Linked DNA regions of Homo sapiens: region 1 is linked to region 2. A link is a loop called in an ENCODE intact Hi-C map of the cell type or tissue named here. Cell type or tissue: PC-3. All regions are shown on one strand. Each heading gives the region's core, and the rest is flanking DNA. Links, peaks and the distances in the headings are about the cores only.

The links. Peaks named below come from ENCODE experiments on the same cell type or tissue, not always from the same donor. Only the 100,000 strongest peaks of a DNase experiment are listed, where the experiment ranks them.
Region 1: a loop joins it to region 2, with 9 times the contacts of the local background. A loop is called at or near these places in 37 of 110 quality-filtered maps.

What each region holds. Positions count from the first base shown.
Region 1 is chr4:81,082,527-81,085,447 of GRCh38, reverse strand. No RefSeq gene overlaps it. Among named protein-coding and RNA genes, the nearest start is that of BMP3, 53 kb to the right of the region's middle. In PC-3, for the core only: a CTCF peak has its summit at 1,239; a DNase peak (open chromatin) is centred at 1,217.
Region 2 is chr4:81,350,322-81,353,242 of GRCh38, reverse strand. No RefSeq gene overlaps it. Among named protein-coding and RNA genes, the nearest start is that of RASGEF1B, 120 kb to the left of the region's middle. In PC-3, for the core only: CTCF peaks have their summits at 1,176 and 1,378 (motif pointing right); a DNase peak (open chromatin) is centred at 1,392.

The sequences.
Region 1 (2,921 bases), core at 151-2,650, 270 kb after region 2:
GCACCATTTAGAATCTTGGTTCTGCCTTCTGAGCCATCCTTCCTCTTCCATAAGATATAGCTGATTTTTCAACTGAGTAGGCATCTTAGCCACTTTGATGCCGGTGAAAATTTGATGGTAGAAATGCCTCTTTTCAGCTTGTTTCTGCCTCTTTATTTCAAGCTGATACATTTCTTTTAAAAACTTCATGATTTTTCAAATACGAATTCATAATCCAGTCCACTAGACAATAGCCAGTCACAAATCTTTCCTCTAAAGATGCTCTGAGAAAATGCACTTAAGATTCTTAGAAGTTTTACTTTTTATGAGAGAAGTTCTGTACAACACATGCAAGATGCCTCAGAGGATTGTTTGAAGGGGTGTGGTGGGCACCTTCAAAGATAGCTTCCAGCAATCCCTGCTTGTGGTAGTCATGGCCTTTTATAATCCCCTCCTCTCCAGTACTGGCTGAACCTAGTGACTTCCTTCTAACAAACAGAATATAAACAAAGTGAAGGGATGTCACTTCTGAGATTGGGTTACAAGGGGACTCCGCGTATATTCTCCTGAGCCTCTCTCCCTCTCATTTGCTTGCTCTGATGGAAGCCAGCTGCTGCAATTTGAGTAAACGTGGCAAATAACTGAGGGAGGCTCTGGCTAACAGTCAGTGAGCAAATGAGGCCCTCAGTCCAGCAACCTATGATGAGCCAACTCCAGTCAACAATCACATGCCTGAACTTAGAGCAGATCCTCCACTGAGTTGAGCCTTTAGATGGAACTGCTGCCCCAGCCAATATTTTGCAGCCTAGTGACAGCCCATGCACCAGAGGACTCAGACAAATGATTCTGGAGTTCCTGGTCCACAGAATGTGTGAGATAATAATTGTGCATTGTTTTAAACTACTAATTTGGGAAGGGAAGATTGACATAAAATGGAGGAAGAAGGATAAAATGGACAGAAGAGAAAAAAGTTGAATCCTTGAGGAAAAAACAAATTTGTAGTGACAAACTGGAACACATGAGGACAAACTGGAACTTGCATCTGTCTTTCCTGGTTGCCAGCCTTGGTCATTTAGGTGACCTACAGGATAAGCTGATACCTTTAAAATATTCCTGCTTTAGGATTTGAAGATGCTGAAGGAACAGTCTAGCTGGAACTGGAAAGACCATAGGCCTGGCTGTGCTCTGTACCAACAAGGTGAGTCAACAGATGAGACAATGTGTATGAGCTGCAGCAGTACTTGGACTTATACTGTCCCCTGGAGTGCAAATATAGCTGCTTCTCATGTCTGCCTTTCAGATCTTATGTAAATTTCTCTTGTGAAAAGGCCTAACTCAGAACCATACTGAAAAGGGAATTCTGGGAAACATATTTCTGGCTTAGCTAAATTGACACAGTACAAAGTCACTCAGTTTTAAAACTAGTAAAACATATTATGTATTATTATTATTATGTAATTTATTCAGTTTGATTTAGTAATGAGATTTGCTTTACCTCTTTCTACCCAATAATCTTTGAAATATATTTAGGGCATGGGACACGTGACTCAATCAAAATCAGTGATAACAATTTGTCTCAAGTGATTTACAAGCAAGCTATAAACTGAATTAGAGCTGGAGCATTTTCAATTCTGAAAGACATAAAACCAGGATATTTTTGTTTATTTAATTGTTGGTTGCTAAATTAAAAGTGGTACAATGAAAAGTAACATGAAATTTGTTTTGATAAGTATAAACTTCCTCAGTAAGGGAAACACAAATAGACATGCATTTTGGGGGAAGAAGCAGAAGATGATGTGATAATAGAACAAATGGGGCTTACTCTTCAGGCAGATGAAAGCAAGCTAGGAGTCACACTGGAACACAAGCTGATATGAGCCAACCACCCAATCCTGCTGCTTAAAATTCAGGAGGATCCTCAGATTGCTAAGTGGATCATAACATGCAAAAGCTCTACGCGCTTCTGAATTCTGTTTGTGCAGCCTCTTTTCCTTTGATGCAGGGTCTTGCTCTGTGTTCCAGGCTGGAGTGCGGTGGCACAATCACAGCTCACTGCAGCCTTGACCTCCCCGGCTCAAGCAATCCTCCCACCTCAGCCTCCCTCGTAGCTGGGACTACAAGTGCGCACCACGACCAAAAAAAAAACCAAACCAAAACAACAACAACAAAAACCCAAAACACAATTTTATTTTGTATTTTTTGTAGAGATTGAGTTTCACCATGTTGTTCAGGCTGGTCTTGAACTCCTAGGCTCAAGCAATGCACCCACCTTGGCCTCCCAAAGTGTTGGGACTACAGGCATGAGCCACTGCACCTGGGCTTAGTCAGCCTCTCTTAAGGTCTTGTGCTCGGTTTTGCTTTTGGGAAAGATAGTCAAAATATTAAAGTGTGCCTTTTCTCTTTGAGGGCTCATAAGGATTAATGAGAGTAAGGGAGACCTCTTATTCAAATGGGTGGTGAATGCAAAGAAAATTATTACATACATGTCTTAACTGATTCACTCAACAATTATGAATTTGAGCACTTATGTTCCAGGCATTGTTCTAGGTGTTGAGGACACAGCAGGATAAAATTATAGTTCTAAAAAATGCTTATATTTATTATATAACTGTGTTAACAGTAACGATCTCCAGGTGGTATAATCATGTATACTTTTTCTTTTATCTATATTTTCTTTGTTCTATACATTGAAATTATATTTTATAATAAGAAAAAACTTCATTTAGAAAAAGAAATTTGAATCAAATGTAGGCTAGATATCAGAAAGATTATTTTTAAAAAAGGGGGGACTGTTGAACGTTTATAAATTTTACTACATCACATCAGTTTTATTGGCAGCAGACTGGCATAGCCTTTCTCAGGCCTCAACAGCTTTCAGCACCTTTATTCACTTGAATCTTTGAGTTAAACTTTTACAGACTTCCTGGTGGTGCTCTGTATTA
Region 2 (2,921 bases), core at 301-2,800:
CCAATGAGACCTTGTCTTTTTACTTGGGAAATGTTGCTTTCACTAGGGATTTCTGTCTCTCATTGGCTAGAACTATGTCATATGATCACTTTGAGCTGCAAAAAACCAAACAAATAAAAAAGCAAAAACTGCATCCATCTATAGGTTCAGGGATCTTTTAGTTGAGAAAAAATATCAGAAACCTTGTACCTCTTGGACCACCCAGGATCCGTTCACATCTTCCTTTACATAAATATTCTTTATGTGGAATGCATTTATACCCTCTTCAAGAGAAGCAACCCCCAATTCCCAGGTACTGCTTTCTACTTGAATTCCAGGATTTCTGGCTGATATGTAGATCTCCCCATGAGACCTGAGTGTGGCTCCATTCTCCTGGGAGATTCATTACCCACGTGGGCTGATTTGGATGTGACTTGGGGGTGAATATGTGAGGCATCAGCAAACAACATCTAGCGTTTGTATCCTTCATGTCCTCTATAACTTGTGCACTGTTGTTTGCTGCTTTGGTAATAAAACTGAAATGAAAGGAACCTGGAACTGAGTCCAAGTCAGAATTCTTGCAAGCTTAGTTTCTACAAACTTTGTGGTCTGGCCTAATTCATTGGGCTAGTTGTGCCATGTCTACAAATCATCAAAACAACTGGTGGACTCAATGAAGAACAACAGAATCATGGGTTAATCCAGTCAGTATGGTCAATCTTGTAGCTTTATGTAGACACAGCTTCCAAGTTTTTGTTTTCTCATACACAAGCTCTTAAAAACGGTCACAACCAACAAACAAACAAATCTTAGATAGACTTACAACTTTCACCTCTACCTCCTTATAACATTTGGCAATTTAGAGAGTTATTACCAGCTTCTCCAGTCTTCCTGCAAAATCCCTACTTCTTCCTTAAATTTAGAAGAAAATGTCAGAATTCCGAAGGAGACTGCATTCCACATTCCATTTCATTGTAAAAACAGCAGTGCCATCTGATTTATGCTCCCTCTGTGACATGTAAAAGGAAGGCACTGCTCATAGAGCAACACATTAATTACCACCGCTGTCTTCTCTATGCACATTAGAGCTTTCTCTTAGTTTCTGATCAAAGGAAAAAGGAACAATAAGAAATGATTTGGAACCTGAAGCCCAGGAAATGAAGAATGTTTCGTTTGGAAATATCTCGCACAGTCGTTTTGAATCTATATCCCAGTCCTGGATTACTGGGGACTGATAGACCGTGGTTGTTCCTGTGTCATTCAATAAATGCAAGCAAATATTTAAAAGAATCCACTGTGACTGAATGTTGATTTGGCCTTAAATGTGGATATCGGGGAGCCTTTTAAGAACATGTAGCTTCTGGGCTCTTAAGATGTAAACGAGGCTTGAGCTGAAGCCGCATTTACTTTAGCCACTAGAGGGCAGCACGGCCCAGAAAGTGTAAGCAGGTAGATGTCACTTCTCTGCTTTAAAGGGTGTGTGAATGGTTTCTGGGGCTACAGCAGGTGGGAGGGAGCCCTGAAAAAGCAGACAACTAAAAAATAACCCTTACAATGACCCCCATGGAAAAGTTAAACAGATATGCAAAGATCGCTACATTTCTTTAGAAATCATGGTGACTAAGCAGAGAAAATTAGATGAATATACAGTACTTAGATATTTATCCCCCACACCAATAATGGAAGAAAAGGGAATCAGGTACTCGGCTAACCTGAGAGCAAGGTACCAAAGACAAGAAGAAAGGTCAAAGTAGAGTTTTACTCTTTTGAAGGTAATGACGCTTAAAAGCATTTAGAAGCTGACTGGCCTGGGTTTATATGCCAGTTCTAGCATTTACTCGGCTTTGTGATACTGAGCAGGTTATTTAATTCTCTCAGCTTCAGTTTGCTCATCTGAGAAATGTGGATAACCACAGTCGCTACCTCCTGGAGGGGTGGTGAGGCTTAAGTGGAGTAAGGCATATGAAGAACTCAGCTTATTAGCCCTTAGTAAATACAGGCCAGGACTATGGGTAAGGTGACTTCACAGTTCATTGTTGGGAATACATGTTGCCCTTCCATAGCCTTTTAAGCCTGAGTCTCAGGTTCCTGAGTGGGAGACAAAGGCCAGGAATACGTGGCCCTGGCAGAAGGAGGAAGAGGTGCCAGTGCAAACACTGTGGCTAACATGCTGGTCCTCCCAGGGTCTTACACAACCTGACATGTTCCAGGCAGGACACTGTGGCTGGCCAGGTGGCTGCATCCTCCAGCCTTCTCACAGAGAATAAGCAGGCTGGGAACCCAGCATAAAGGTGGGCTGAAGTGAGCAATAATGGCTGATCCCTGTCCCTCATCTTTTTACCTTTAAAATGCTCTGCCGCATTGGCAGGAGAGATAACAGAGTGGGTGGTTGAGCAGGACTGTCTGGCGGAGAAGGACAGCCCCTGGCTCCTGTTTTTGTTCTTTCTACTATTTTGGACTCTTCTTCTTAGCTCCTTCCTTTCTTACTTCTTTTAGTCTTGCTTCTAAAATGATCAAACTCTTCGTTCTTTTCTGCTTACAAGCATTTTTTTCTTTATTCGTCCTTTCCAACAGGTATTTATTGAGAACTTACTTGATGCCACATACTGGGAACACACTGGCAAATTGAGACCAGGGTTCTGCTCTAAGGAAACATTTTCTAGTGCAGAAAACAGACAGTAAACAAGTGAACGAATCTCTTTTGGTGAGATTTCTGTCCAAAAATTAAATTAAATCCAATATTCTTTATTAGTTGAGCAGTACTAATAGCATAAGGGTTGCATGAGAGAGACTGGGGGAGAAATCTGGGCTTCCTGGCATCTGGAGCCATACCAATCACTTGCTCAAATCTCAAGTGGTTGCATTTTTTAAATAAGGTACAGAAGGTCACTTTCCCCTCATTAATAATGTAATATGTGATGTGGAAGGGGGGACAGTTCTGG